2 separate regions of the Homo sapiens genome follow, and region 2 is linked to region 1. The links are chromatin loops, found by intact Hi-C in ENCODE. Cell type or tissue: heart left ventricle. All regions are shown on one strand.

The links. Hi-C counts contacts between places; a loop is a spot of excess contacts. Peaks named below come from ENCODE experiments on the same cell type or tissue, not always from the same donor. Only the 100,000 strongest peaks of a DNase experiment are listed, where the experiment ranks them.
Region 2: a loop joins it to region 1, with 2.2 times the contacts of the local background. A loop is called at or near these places in 7 of 110 quality-filtered maps.

Annotation. Positions count from the first base shown.
Region 1 is chr7:132,001,093-132,009,092 of GRCh38, reverse strand. No RefSeq gene overlaps it. Among named protein-coding and RNA genes, the nearest start is that of PLXNA4-AS2, 260 kb to the left of the region's middle. In heart left ventricle, CTCF peaks have their summits at 4,272 and 4,471; no DNase peak of the experiment used is centred here.
Region 2 is chr7:132,158,028-132,166,027 of GRCh38, reverse strand. It overlaps PLXNA4 (plexin A4), which reads left to right. Exons shown (of 32, transcript NM_020911.2): 23 at 828-894; 24 at 1,740-1,886; 25 at 6,396-6,555. Among named protein-coding and RNA genes, the nearest start is that of PLXNA4-AS2, 99 kb to the left of the region's middle. In heart left ventricle, no CTCF peak of the experiment used is centred here; a DNase peak (open chromatin) is centred at 4,667; H3K27ac peaks cover 264 bases.

The DNA of each region.
Region 1 (8,000 bases):
CAGGATATAAAAGGAAAAATCTTCAGTGAAATAGATAGCATAAATAAAAAACAATCACAACTTCTGGAAAGCAAGAACACACTTAGATAAATGCAAAATGTACTGGAAAGTCTCAGCAACAGAATCAAACAAGGAGAGGAAAGAACTTCAGAACTCAAAGACAAGGCTTTTGAATTAACCTAATCCGTCAAAGGCAAAGAAAAAATAATCTTAAAAAATGAACAAAGCCACCAAGAAGTTTGGGACTATGTTAAATGCCCAAATCTAAGAATAATTGATGTTTCCAAAGAAGAAGAGAAATCTAAAAGTTTGGAAAACATATTGAGGGAATAATCAAGGAAAACTTCCCCAGCCTTGCCAGAGATCTAGACATCCAAATACAAGAAGCTCAAAGAACACCTGGGAAATTCATCACAAAAACAACATTGCATAGGCACATAGTCATCAGGTTATCTAAAGTCAAGACAAGGAAAGAATCTTAAGAGCTGTGAGGCAAAAGCATCAGGTAACCTATGAAGGAAAACCTATTAGATTAACAGCAGATTTCTCAGCAGAAACCCTACAAGCTTAGAAGGGATTGGGGTCTGACTTTTAGCCTCCTTAAACAAAATAATTATCCACCAAGAATTTTGTATCCAACAAAACTAAGCTTCATAAATGAAGGAAAGATACAGACTTTTCCAGACAAACAAATGCTGAGAGAATTCGCCACTACCAAGCCAGCACTATAGGAACTGCTAAAATGAGCTCTAAATCTTAAAACAAATCCTCAAAATCTTAAAACAAATCCTCAAAATACAACAAAATAGAACCTCCTTAAAGCATAAATCTCACAGGACCTATATTACAATAACACAATGAAAAAAAGGTATTAAGGCAACAAATAGCACAATGAATAGAATAATACTTCACATTTCAATACTAACATTGAATGTAAATAGCCTAAATGCTCCACTTAAAAGATACAGAATGGCAGAATGGATAAGAATTCACCAACCACATTCCTGCTGTCTTCAGGAGACTCACCCAACACATAAAGACTCACATAAATTTAAGGTAAAGGGGTGGAAAAAGATATTCCATGCAAACGGACACCAAAAGTGAGCAGAAGTAGCTATTCTTATATCAGACAAAACAAACTTTAAAGCAACAGCAGTTCAAAAAGACAAACACGGACATTATATAATGATAAAAGGACTAGTCCAACAGGAAAATATCACAATCCTAAATATATATGCACCTAACACTGGAGCTCCCAAATTTATAAAACAATTACTATTAGACCTAAGAAATGAGATAGACAGCAACACAATAATGTCGGGGGTCTTTAATACTCCACTGGCAGCACTAGACAGGTCATCAAGACAGAAGGTCAACAAAGAAACAATGGTACTGTGTGTGGTATTGGCATAATGATAGACAAATAGATAAACTGAATAGAACAGAAAGTTCAAAACTGGAGCAAGATATATTCAGTCAGTTAATTTTCAATCAAGTTGCCAGGTCAGTTTGAAGGGGAAAGAATTATCTTTTGAACAAATTGTGCTGAAACTGCTGAATATTCACAAAGATAAAAAGATCTTCGATCCTTACCTCACTCTCCACATGAAAATCAATTTGAGATTTGACGAAAACCTAAATATAGAAGCTAGAAATATAAAGCCTCTAAAAGAAAGCACAGAAAAACATCTTTCCAACTTTAGGGCAGCAAAGATTCCCTAGGACACAAAAAGGAATAATCTTAAGATTGAAAAATTGGTAAATGAGAGTACATAAAAGTTAAAAATTTCTTCTCATCAAAGACAATATTGATAAAGTGAATAGGCAAGCCACCAGCTGGGAAATAATATTCTCCACATATCTGAAAAAGAAATTGTATCCAGAATATATAAACTCTTGAAAGTTTATAGCAAAAAGACAAACACAACTCAATTTTAAAGCATGTTTTATAATTTTTTAAAGGGAATATCCAATAAGTATATAAAAAGCAAGTTTAAAAGGGGTTCAACACTATTGGCCGTCCGGAAAAAACACATATATATATGATATGATTTCCCTCCTACTAGAATGGCTAAAATAAAACATATTGGCAATTTCAACTTTTGGCAAAGATATGAAGCAACTGAAACTCATATATCTCTGATTGACATGTAAAATGCACAAGTCTGGATATTCATATAAAACTAACATACATCTATCCTCTGTCCCAGATATTACATGTCTAGGTATTTACCCCAGAAAAATGAAAACGTATGTCACAAAAAAATAGAAAATATTTGTCAATTGTATATGGATGTTTATAACAGCTTTATTTGTAAGAGCCTAAAATTTGAAACAACTCAAATGTTCATCAACAGGAGAATGGATAAACTGGTATATTTATAAAACAGAAAACTACTCAGCCAAAGAAAGGAATAAACCAGTGATACATATAAAAATACGGATCAATCTTAATAACATTGTGTCATACAAAAATAAAATCTAGACAAAAAGAATGTGTTTATTGGATTCCTTTCATATGAAGTCTAGGAACAAGCAAAAGAAATCAATGATGATAAAACTACATTAAAATCTAACATTGGATAATAAACAAAACGTGATAAATCTACTTTATAGAATATATTTAAGCCATTAAAATTATATGTATGAAGATTATATAACAAGCTGAGGACATATTTATACTGTAATCTTTTACATTCCTATAAATATATACATATATGTTCCCAACACAAAGAAACGACAAATGTTTAAGGTCATGGATATTCCAATTACCCTGATTTGATCACTACACTCACATTGTATGCATGTATCAAAATATCACAAGTACCCCAGAAAGACATACAATCATTATGTACCAATTTTTTTAATTAATTTAAAAATACACACAAAAAAATAATAGAAGGAGATAAACCATAATGATAAATTGTTCTTGTGTTGGTTTTGTAGAGTTATTTCTTTCTCTTTTCAGTTTGGTCATTTAAATTTTAATATTTTTCTTTTTTAAAATATCCATTTTTTTCAGTTTTTCTTTTTCTTGATATTTTTGTAATATTATATTTTTCTATTCAAGAATAAGGTATTTCTGATTATTCATGCATCATTTATGCCCTTCGGTCATTTTCTCCTTTGTTTAAATTGGTTTTTTACTGCACAAGAAATCTATGACTCACTTTTCATTATTTTTCTTATGCAGTCCTTTCTCAGTATCCAAAGGGAATTGGTTCTAGGATGCTCATCAATACCAAAATTTACACCCATCAATACCAAAATTTACTCTTATATAAAAGGTCATAGTATTTGCGTATAACCTACACACATCCTCCCATATACTTTAAGTAATCTCTAGATTACTTACATACATAATACAATGTTAATACTATGTAAGTAGTTATTTCATAATTATTTTAATTGTATTATTTTTCAAAATGTATTTTTAATTTTTTTTCCAACTATTTCAATCTAAGTTGGTTGAATCCACGGATGTAGAATCTACAGACATGCAGGGCCCAACTGCATATAAAAGGAACTCTGTTTTACCCCATGGTTCTTAATTTCTAGAAAATAAATTTTTAAACTGGGTTTTAATTTATGAATATAATAAATGGAATAGGTCTTTCCAGTGACTCAATACTCATGCCTACAGATCGAGTCATCATATGTAACAAAATGTTATATTATTAGTGGAAAAAATTAAATAGATTTACTTTGAAAACATCTGAAAACATCAGCAGTGTTATTCTCTGGGCAGTGAGATAAGGCTAACTTCCTTTGCCTTGCCTGCTTTTTCCCACAGTGAACATGTATCATTTTATGGTAAATATAAATGGCAAAATTAAATCCTCATTTCAGGCTGAAGCCCTCCCAAAGCCCTGGGCCAACCCTGATCCCCACCAGGGTCAGGGAAACACAGAGCTCCCTAGGCCTGAAGCTTCTCCATTGCCCACTGCATCTCCCTCCTGATAGTCTCTGACTTAATGCTCTACTTCTGGTCACCAAGGCTTCAACTTCCTCTTCCTGGGCTACTCCCTGGACCTTAATAACCTGAAGCTCTGGAGCTTCCTCTTCTGGCTCTCAGCCTTGCTCCTGCCAGACCCACTGTCCACATAGCCATGGTGGGGGATCACTTTGTGCAGGTAGTGCACAAAGTCCAGTAAGTACAGGAAGAAAGGACCCTCAGACTGGCTCTCCCACTTGGTGTCTGGGCTCCTTGGTGTCACGCAGGCAGCTAGACCAATAGCTCCACCTACCTTCCCTCCCCTAAGCCCCAGCACCAAGAGCTTGCTGAGCCATCACAGCTCCTGTTCCTGCCAGACCTTTATTAACCATGACAAGGGTTTGGAAAGCCTGCGAAACATCATAATCTCTCCTGTCTCCCTGTAGAAGCAAATAGAGTTAAAAGAGGCTGTGAGGGTGGAGTGGTGGCAGATGCATCCCTGGAGAGCCCGGCTCCAGCCAGCCTTTCTCCTTGATTGTGTCTCCCCCTCTCGGCTCAGATCTTCTCGCAGGAGTCTGGCCAAACCTGCTGAAGAGGAGCTAAAGAGGTGACTGCAAATTGAAATGAACATGCTGCTGAAAAGAATTCAGAGCAGTGACAAATCGCTTTATGGGGCCCCAGCGTATTGCAGACAGCTGAGGACTCTCTCCCCACGCACCAGAGTATAAATTCGAGGTATGTGTTCCTCACCCCTCCCTCCTCCTAACCCCAGGAGTACTTCAAAACAGGGAGAATGACCAAGCCCAAAGAGGAGGGGGAAGGAATCACTCAAATTAGAGGGAATCTTATTAAAATATGGCTCTTCACTAGCTATTCAATCACTAATTTACTTTTCCTCCTCACTTTAATTTTGATGCTGGTGTCTTGCTTAATCAACTCTGTCACCAGGGCCCCACGGTGCCAAAGAAGGACTCACCAGGAGTTTCCTTCTCCAGGTTCCAGCCAGTTTGACAGGTAGGCTCTCCATGGCCAGCTGCATGGGTAATGGCCTGAGCCCATCTCGGTCCCTTGAGGATACACTGAGACACACTGTAATTCTCTAACCACTGGCCAAGGGGCCCAGCTAGCAAGACAGCCAGAAAGTCTAGATTATTGCTTTCCTTCTCTGACAGCATAATAAATTCCCTTCTCTCTACATTCTTACACGTATAGGAAGTTCATCAGGAAGACTCTGGCAGGTGGGAGAGATGGATCACCAGTGTTGTTTCTGGATATGCCACCTGGGAAATCATTTGTCCACTCACTCATTCAGTCATACAGGGACTATTTGCTTGTAACTGGCCTGCGTTAGACCAGGAGGGGAGGAAGTTCAAAAGAAGTATAAATTATGGGTCCTACACTTGAGACATTTATGGTTTTAGTTGAAAAGGTGTGATATTCTCTTATAAAAACAAGTCAAGATTTGGTGTTCCGAAGAAAATCTCTAGGTGAGGGAAGCCCATTTTCTTAGATGTTATTGGCCATGTTTCCCCTCCTCATTTCTGGGACCATCTGGCATATCTGAAAGGTGCACTGAGGAACCACAGTGGAGCCACCAGCGAGTGGAGCTTTGGGAGAAGACAAAAGGTCCAAGTCTCTTCCTCTGCCTGGCTTTCTCCATCCCCTCTCCTGAAATGAAGGGATAAGGGAGCAGCAGAAAATGTACTAGGGAAGAGAAGCTCCCATTTCACCTCCTCCCCACTCCACCCCACAGAGGAGGAAGATTGATCCATGCTGGTTGGATTGATTGTTTTGCCTGGGCCAAACTGGGACATGGAGCCACACTGCCCTAACAGTGGGCTGGGGTCTGCCTCCTGGTCTACACTGCATTGGGGATGCTTTGACAGGGTGCTTCATATTCCTCTTTCACTTCAGCTTATGTGGCAGAATAGTGCTCTGCCCCAAGACCCACTCCCCTTGAGCAAGCCCAATCATCTTGTCCTCTTCTCTCTCTTCCTTCCACATAGGAAAGAAAGAAGATTTCATGACCTGAGGTTGATTTTTTGTATAAATAATGGCTGGTGTGGGGATGGAGAGAAACACATAAGCCACAAGTGTGACTGCTTCCTCCAGGCTAACTTACAAAAGCCCTCTGATTTGGGGCCGGGGGTCCACCCTCAGTAGCAATAAAGTGACATTTTGTTTTCCTTTTCCAATTTTCATCTTATACTTCTTTCTCTAGGAGATTCATGAGGACGAGTGCTGTAATCGTGGGCAGGATCTCAGTATTCCAGGGTCTTCTGTCCAAAGGCCACCCAGGAGTTCCTGATACCTTCTGCAAATGGAAAGCCTAGGAGACCAGGCTAGGACCAAATGACTCATCCAGTGTGCCTCCTGCTGTGGGCCTGTCCTGACAGTATTTTCAGGGCTCTACCCTAACAGAACTTCCTTGCCATGTGCTCAGTATCTGAGACAACCTTTTCTAGATTACCCAATTTATCTCATCTCTTATTTTTATTCATCTATTTTTAACCTACCTTGGCAATCAACATTGATGCCCTCTAGTTAAAACACACACACACACACACATACACACACACACACACATACACACACACACACACACACAACCCTAATGCCTTTCGGTAGCACTTAGAATAAAATCTGATCTCACCATAGCCTATATGGTAGATTAATTGTATTGTTGATCTCAACATCTGTTGCTCCTCTCTATGGGAAACATACATTCAGACACCAATGACATCACACTTGGCTGTATAATTTGCTTTGGCCAATGGCATTGGCACATCCACTTCCATGCAGACACTTTAAGGCCATTATGTGGTTCTCCACTTTCTCTTTTCCCTCTTCCAGAACACCAGAAATGTCTCAGATAGGAGCTATTCCATTCACTTGAGTCCTATAGTGGAGAAAGTGTGTAACTGACTCACAATGGACCTGCAGCATGACTGATAAGTAAATGTGTTCATTGTATGCTACTGAAATTCGAGGGTCATTTGTCATCATGTGCTTTAGCCTAATCTGAATTATAATTTTCTGCAATGTGATCTAACCCCTGACCACTTCTCCAATCTCATAGCCTACTTTCCATCCCCTCACCTGCTCCACACCACACACTCTGACCTGTCTCTGAACACACCAAGCTTGTTCTCACCTCAAAGCCTTTGCACATGCTGCTCCCTCTGCCTGGAATGCTTTTCCCTGACATTTTCACCTGGCTGGTTCTTTTCATTTTTCAGATCTTGGTTCAAATGTTACCTTCTTAAGAAAGGTCTTTTCTGAACCCATATCTAAGGTAATCTCCCACTCACTTTCTCTCACGTTTTCCTGTTTTATTTTGCTTTTGTTCCTGGGTTTGTTTTCCCTTATTGGAAAGACACTTTATGAGAGTAGAGACCTTGTTCATCATATTTAATGCTCTATCTCTGACACTAGAAAGTCACCTGATACATAGAGAATAAATGTGTGTTTGCTAAATGAATCTCTCTCCTAAATTTTAAATGCATTCAACCTCCAACTGGATACATTTTCCTAGAAGTTCTCACACTCAACAAATCTGAAGCAGAATTGATAATTCTGTCCTCTCGTCCCTTAACCCCACCTCCTCCTCACCCTGTGCTCCCTGATGGACACTGCCCAAATCGGAAACCCCAGGAAATGTTCCCTTCCCCTCTCCCTGACCTCCCCCACCCTCAATCAGTCACCAGGCTGATTGTCTCTTTAAATCTCTCTCCAATCTGCTTCGTCTCCATTACCATGCACCTGCCCTCACTCAGACCCTCATCATCCCTTGCCTGGATTATCACAATCTTTGCAGAACAGGGTTCCTTGTTTCCAATTTTCTCCTCTCCCATCTGTGCAGCACACTGCCACCAGAATTATCTTTCTAAAATCTAATCATGTCACTCCCCTGTTTAGAAGGATTTCAAAGGAGCTGCAGGATAAAACTTAACTCCTTGGAGGCTGGGCCATACTTTTGCTTTTTTTGCTCCTGCCAGCCCTGACTCCCAGCATGTCTCCCACCCCTGTTTGCCCCTTGCCCCATCCAGCCATTCTGAAGCAGAGC
Region 2 (8,000 bases), 160 kb before region 1:
AGGGGGTTTCACCATGTTGGCCAGGATGGTCTTGATCTGTTGACCTCATGATCTGCCTGCCTTGGCCTCCTAAAGTGCTGGGATTACAGGCAAGAGCCACCGTGCCCAGCCGCAATAGGACAGTTTTAACACGGCTTGGGCTGAGCTGGGTATATGGCTTTATGCTGCGGCGAATGCTGGGAGCCTTTAGCTGAGGCTGTGGACTCAGTTTGGCCATCTGACCTTCTGACATGGAACCCTTCTCCTGCCACCTTTATTCCTATTCCCTGCCAAATTGGTACCTCCCCAGGATTTGGGATTTTTTTTTTTCACCCAAAAGAACACAACTAGCCTATAAAGTTCTCTAAGGTTATACTATCTAATAGGATAGCTATGAGCCACATGTGACTATTTAAATCTAAATTAGTTAAAAATAAATACAAGTTCAGTGTCAGTTCCTCAGACATGCTGCCACATTTTAAGTGCTCAGTAGCTATGTGTGGCCGGTGGTTGCCATATTAGATGGCACAGGTAGAGAAAATTTTCATCATCACAGAACGTGCAATTGGACAGCGGTGCTCTAAGGCGTTCCAGCCAAAATCCCACCCACAGCCTGCTGCCCAAAATGTCATCTTCCAGCTTTGTAGGAAAAGCTTGTCTTACCATTATGGGGGCGTCTAGGAGTCCATGAAACTCTCATATTCATTAGGATCGCAAGGTTTGGCCTAAACGCTAGAAGCAGCAAGATCAATGCACAATTCCTCCCTTGCCCTTCCCAGCCCACGGGCTCTGACCAGCTGCTTCTTTCTTTGTCTTGTTCCGTTGGTTCCCTCGGTGACTGCTGACAGGACTGAGTCAGTGGCTGAGAAGATGCTGACCAATTGGTTTACTTTCCTCCTCTACAAGTTCCTCAAGGTAGGGTTGGATGTGGACGTATTTCTGGCCTTGCCTCGTTCATTCTCTGCAGCCTGACTGGGGATCGCTCCACACCCCCGAGTCCTCCCTTACTGGGCCTGGCTCTTATAACCCCACAAGAAATGGAATTCATCCTTATCATGGACTGTCTAGGAAGACAGAGGCCTGCAGTCCATCATAGCTCCAAAGACACAGTCTTCCCAAGGCTAGTTTCCTACTGCCGGGCAAGGGATAGATGAGCCCTGAGAGGCCCTGCATGGTCCCTAAAGCTGAATCCTCCTTTGAAGTTAAAAACAATTTGCCCATTATTTCTCTGCTTTTCCTCTTCCCTCTCCCAGCCCCAGACTTACTGAGGCTGATAAGGCCCCCCGGCCGGTGCAGAAGCCGCATGTTGCGGCAGATAAGCCAAGGATGCGCCTGGGAGGTGGAAGAGGCTCAGCTTCCAATTATTAACTTATGTTCTAAGGAGTTCTTGCCACCCAGGACTGACCTCTGCCTTTGGATGGGGCCTCTGAGAGAGCGGGGTGAGGTGGGGAGGGAGAGCAGAGAGGAGGGCAGGAGGGGAGGGGAGCGGGGGAGGAAGAAAGAGCCCTGGAGAGGCGGCAGTAGGAAAGGAGAAATGGGTAGAATGGGAAAAGACCCTGTGGTCCAAAGAGCCAGGAGGAATGCCAGCCTGAAGGATGAGGAGATGGAGAGAAGGAGATTGAAGAGCTGAGTATAAAAGCAGGTGGGGGCAGGTGCAGGGACTTGGCAGGGGATGGAAGCAGCCCTTTGGAGAAGCAGGGACTGGGGGTACACTCCAGTGTTCCAAGAGCTCCTCCTAATGACGTTCTTCTCACCTCCAGGAGTGTGCTGGGGAGCCCCTCTTCTCCCTGTTCTGTGCCATCAAGCAGCAGATGGAGAAGGGCCCCATTGACGCCATCACGGGCGAGGCCCGCTACTCCTTGAGCGAGGACAAGCTCATCCGCCAGCAGATTGACTACAAAACCCTGGTGAGCCCACCCATCTGTTTCCCCTGGGGCTTTGACAGGCGGGCTTCCATCCTGGGTAGCCCTGCTCAGCAGTGGAGATGGCTGAAAGGCTGAACAGCTGCCTCTCCAGGTGTGTCTGCTGTGTGGGCCCAGCCAGGTGCTCCCGCTGTGTCCATCACCCCAGACTTCCTCTGTTCTGTTTCACCAGGGCATTTGGATTTGGGGACCAGTAGCTCAGACACATTTGAGTGACACTTCAGCCAATGAACTGGGGGTTTCTGACCACACCAGTTATAGGGTCAAAGCCCTTGACCCAGGTGAACTCTTCTGTCCTCCCAGCTTAGAGTCAACGCTTTACAGAAGAGGTCCGTGCAGGCAGAGAGTGGGGGACAGAGAGGAAAGGAAGCTAGAAAGAGTTACTCATAGCTCTGAAGCCCCCACTGCCTTCTGCTCTAAGTTCAAATACAACTGTGACCCAAGCTGTATAACGCAAGGCCAAGGTGGCCTAGTGGTGCAAGGCAGTTGTTGAAGGAACGTGGGGATCCCCTCCATCAAGGTCAGGCTCCCTCACCTGACAAAAACAGCTACCCTAGGAGGCACCAAGGCTTAGCATTCAAGAGCATGGCCTTTGGGATCAGACAGACCTGGATTTGAGCCCTGGCTCTGCCTTCGACCAACAGGGTGAATTGGGGCAGGTTCCTAATCTCTCTGAATTTGGGTCTCTTTATCTGAAAAAATGAGAACACCAACAGAACCGACTAAAGTGGGGATAATCATAGTTGCTCAGAGTGAAGTTGTGCAGAGGATCAGATGGGACAAGATGAACAGGCAGTGAAGCCCGCGTCATACTCATGCACTAGTGCTTGGTCACGCAGGCCCCGCTTGCCTCTCCCCACTGTCACCGTGCGTCCACTCGCTGCTCACTGTCCTTTCAAACCCAGGGAGCTCACTCTCGGGATTTTTTGGAGATCACAGTGATCTCCAACCAGCCCTTTTTCTCTGAGAAAGAGAGGACTTGGAAGGAGGGAGTATGAAAAGATAAAAGCTGAGTGTTGGGGGTGATATGCAAGTGGCACCCAAGAATGGAGGCAAGAGAGACAGAAGGGAACGAGGAGGACGGGGAACAGACTGAAGTTCAAACGCAGCGGTCGGGAGAGGGAGCCACAGCAGGCTGGGGCATTGTAGTACTGGGAGGGAGTGTGATTCTCAGACAACCCCTCCAACTGCTCTGAGCTGAGGGCAAATTCCAGAGCCTGTGGCTAGCTGGGGAGACAGTTCCCACCTCTGAACAAAGCCATCCCTGCTGGCTGGGAAGGCTGTGACCATGATCCACCTATCCCACTCTCATTTTCCAAAAGCCCCGGGAATCCCAGTAGACGTCTGAACAGATTTGTGGGGATTGGCTCCGTTATGAAGATTCAAAGGAGCAGCCTGTGAATGAGGCCCCTGCTTTCTGGCAGTTACCGTCTGCTTGGAAGGAGAGAGAGAGAGGCTCCGATTAAAATGGAAAAGAGGGGGAAAACCCTTCCAAAAATAGAGACCTGAATGGATTTCTTAATGAGATAGAAGTACTGCGTAAATGTCTTCCACCCTGTCTCCCCCGTTCCACTCCCTTTCTTTCCTGTCTCCTCAGCACCCTCCCAATATTGAATCCAACACAATCAGTTGTAATAATGTTCTGTCCCCAAATTGCAACATCCTTTGTTCCAGAGGCCACAGTACTGGTAGTGCACTGAGCTGATTTCAGGTGCCGCAACTTAAAGAGAATGTGAGGAAATTGGAGTGGTTCAGGGACCAGTATCCATTTAGGTGGGAACACTTGAGGACAGGAGCAGTGAGGAAAGAGGAAAGAAACTGCAATTGTTTTGCCTGGAGAAGAAACGGCCACAGGGAGCTTTAATAGCCACCTTCAGGCCTGGGGAAAGTATTTGCACATGTGCAGGGGAGCAGCCCCCTCAGGGTGTGGACAGATGGCAAGAAATCGTGCAGGACAGCAGCACACAGGGCGTGCAGACGAGTCCTGGAACTCGGCGGTGGCTGGAGGAGCCCAGAGTGCTATGGACCTGCTAAAAGTAGCCTTGTCTTGGGCAGGAGAGAGAACCACGGAGAGGCTCTAAGAGGCTTGGGGAGAAAGCGAGTGTACCACTTTGCAGTCAGGTGTGCCTCTAGGGGTTTAGTGATTTATTGGATTGATGCTGGAGCTTGGACTGGTGTGGCCAAGGACCATGCCAGTGGGAGCACCCTAGTACCAACATCAGCAACATCTGGGTGCAGAGTGCAAGATGCCTACCTAGAAGCCCACTAGAGCACTGGGTACCCACGTGGGAGCCTGGAACCAGGCAATGCTAGATGCCTACCTGGTAGCCTGTCAGAGCACTAAATGCCCACCTGGGAGCTTGCCAGAGCGCTAGGTGCCCGCCCGGGAGCCTGCCAGAGCGCTAGGTGCCCGCCCGGGAGCCTGCCAGGGTGCTAGGTGCCCGCCCGGGAGCCTGCTAGAGTTCTAGATGCGCACCTGGAAGCCTGCTAGAGCGCTAGATGCCCACCGGGGAACCTGGGAGCACTAGCTAGTTGCCTGGGAACCTGGAAAAATGCAGAATCTCAGGCCCCATCCCAGACCTCCTAGATCAGATTTTGTATCTCAACAAAGCCCCCAAGTGCTTCTATTCACATTAGCGTTTGAGAGGCACTTCCCTGGCAGAGAAATCATGAGGCAGCTTGTCCACAAACTAGCCAAGGAGCATGGAGGAAGGGAACCTGTGGGTGGAGCTCTAGCTTGGCCAGTGGCCAGGGGCTCTGTCCTTCTGTGGGGCCACTGCTTCCACTTTAGAACGCCAACTCCTGCCCTGAAGTGCACCATGGAGTTGTTCTCATGAGGCCACGCTGAATTCCTGCGGCAATTAGAAATGCCAGGGGATTACGTTTAGGTGGCAGCCTCTGCCCCATGGGTCCCTCAGAGGAGGAAGCCCAGGGCAAGCTGTGTTGCTGTCTTGGGAAGGCTGAGCTGCCCCACCAGGGCCCAGAGGACAGGACAGCAGGGGCTGCCAGAACAGCCCAAGGGTCAGGCTTTGCCTGGCTGCTGAGCAGAGGGAAGGGGCCAGAAGACTCTTAGAAGGAGGGGAGAGCTGGGAGGAGGCACACATGGAGCGCTTGAGGCAGCAGTCTCTCCACCATTGTTTTCAGGTTAGGGCATTTTGAGTGTGAAAGTTTGGTTTTATAGATTTCAGGGGTTTTTTTTTCTTCCCCTTCTTAATGGAATAAGCATGTTCGCATTTGAGCTCATAGCAGTCTAGTTGCTAATGAAAGGCAGGTGCCCAGAGCCCAGGGTTCTGATTGCCACCACATGCAGCAAGAAGGGGGTGGAGTGGGAGAGAGACTGCTGTCTGGCTCTGCAAACCAGATGGGACAATTGGGAAATGCTTATGGGGGCACAGAGGGAGTGAAAGTTCCGAGAAGGAGAGAGACACACAGAGGGCTCTCTGGCAGCAGGGCCCGAGGGAGAGTTCGGGAGCCCAGAAGGGGAGGGCCACTTGGCATCAGTACCCCTAGGATGCCCAGCCTCTCTGCCTTGGATCTTGTGCCCTCACTTACTCCAGTACGCACAGCACCCACCCCGTTCCCCTCCAGTCCACCCAGGAGCCCACACGGTGCCGTCGATGTAGAAAGATCCCACTGTGAGAACAGCAAGAGAAGAAAAGCCTTGTTCTTTTTAAAGGAAAAGCCCAGAACTTTTTAAAGGAAAAAAAATAAAAAGATAATTTGGTGAAGCAGTTTCAACTTTTCCTACTAGTTCCAAAAGGAGAAATGGAGGCCCTGAACTATGCAGTCGCCTCTTCCCCCAACACAGGGGCCCTATTCAGGGCCACGAAAGAATCTCAGGTGTCCTGAACCTGCAATCTTTAAAGGGCATCTTTTTATTTTTAAAGAATACATTAAGTGTCTTATAGATTTGCCAACCTCTAATCAGGTGAATGAAACCTTCATAAAAATTGAAGCTTGTGAAATATTTGGAGAAAGAAGCCAGATTCCTATTAGTTCTGTGTGTGTGTGTCCAAGAAGGAGTGACAAGAAGGAGACAGACAAACATGGATGGGCAGGGGGTTTCAGAAGTGGGCGAGGGTCTGGGTGTGCCGCTGAGACACTGCCTCCTGTATGCATGTGAGAGAGATAGCACGTGTGCATGCATGCACTGGTGTCTGTTCTGTTGCAAATTTCCCCTCACTGCTTCCACATGCTTGGGCATTGTCCCTTTGAAAAATCAGGATTTTAATGAAGTTTGTTCTGACAGGGAGTGAAGTGTGCAGCTCGCACTCCCTCAAGGACATTGAAGCCAAGGCATTGTCCTGCTTGCCTGGACAGGAAAGGGCAGTGGGCTTGGTGGGAGCACAGATGGCCTGGAGCCACCCTACTCCTCCCTAGCCCATCCTGGAGAGGATGAGCCATTCAGGACGGAATCCCAGGGTGCTGCTGGGGATCTAGGAGCTTTTCCTGCTACCCCATTTCATATGCTTCCTCTCCCCACCTTTCCTTCAGGTCCTGAGCTGTGTCAGCCCAGACAATGCCAACAGCCCCGAGGTCCCAGTAAAGATCCTCAACTGTGACACCATCACTCAGGTCAAGGAGAAGATTCTGGATGCCATCTTCAAGAATGTGCCTTGCTCCCACCGGCCCAAAGCTGCAGATATGGATCTGGGTGAGTAGGCTGTCCACCCAGGGGCTGTCCTTGTGGCTGCTCCTGAACACACCTCACCTTCTCCTGTCAGCAGAGGCAGGGCTGGGGTAGAGATCTGAGGGGAATAATCACTGGCTGGAGGGAGTCAGGCATGGCTGGACCCCCGCAGGAGCCCATGGGGTTGCCTTCCTGGCCTGCTTGGAATTGACCAGAGCTGGTCAGTGAACAGTTTGCAGAGAGGGGTCCACGGGCCACTTGGTAGTCTGTTGGTGATCTGCCTGGCAGGACATGCCTCTGGGGTCCTTTGAATAGCAGAGGGGTGGGAAATGAAGGAGTCATATCTGGAAAGAAGGGGATTTAAGGGCAGAGTCCGCTTGTCTGAGCTCCTGCGGCCCAAGGTCCTGCCACCGCCTCTGTTGTTGCCTGAGGCTCTTCCCTTCTGCTCAGTTCCATGCCTATAATTTTTGCTGAATACCTACAGCTTGAGGGATCTGGGTCAGTGATAGAGAATGGAGAGAAAGTATAGGGAAAATGAGATTTGAAAGCCTGCTGGAGAGAAGTCTGACATTTTAGCTGTTACATGAATATATCTCCCAGCCTCTATAAACAAGGGCATGCTGGTTAGGGCCACCTGTACTTAGAGCCAGTTATGGTTTGCATAAGCATTTCATAGGATGCCATCCTGGGGAAATCCTCATGGGGAGCCCCAGGATCTGAAGAGGCCAGTGGGGAAGAGAGGTGGTTCCAGCCTTGAGGGCCAGCATCAAACACATCTAGATTTGAGTCCTGGTGCCGTCAAGTCCTAGCTGTGTGTCCCTGGTCAAGTAACCTGTGTATGCCTTAGTTTCCTAGCTATAAATGGAGATAATCATAGTGCCTGCCTTGTAGTAAGAATTCAGTGAGATCATGCATGTAAAAGCGTCTTTAATGCAGTGTGTGATCCATTGTACACATTCAGTAAGTATTGGCTGCTGTCACTGATTATGAGGATAATACAAGGATACTGTCTGTGCCTGTTTGTTGATGCTGGCCATGGAGGGAGAAGCATTGATGTGTGTATGTGCTCGTATCTGGAGATTCCTGGTAACATAGTGGTGGGAGGACCCCTCAGACACCTCTAATCCATCCATCTGGCCTCTAAGCTGGCTTTGGCTAAGCCATCCAAGACAGACGGGCATCTATGCTATTTTCTAGAATCCAGAGGGAATTTTCATTGCCTCCCACTGCCTCACCCCACTCCCTCTGAATTCTGATGTCTAAAGAGTCTTAGGATCAGGAAGTTGTAGTAACTCCTCTAAATTCTCACTTCTTCATTTAACCCCATTTCCTCTCTCTTGGCTCTTGGCTGAAGGTGTTTGGCCCTGTGCTCTGAGCTTGGATATTGAGGGAGGGAGATTCGGTGAGCATGTGTCTCCCTCCACTGTGGAGGTGTCTCTGAGTATGCTGTTTCTGGGACACAGAGGAAG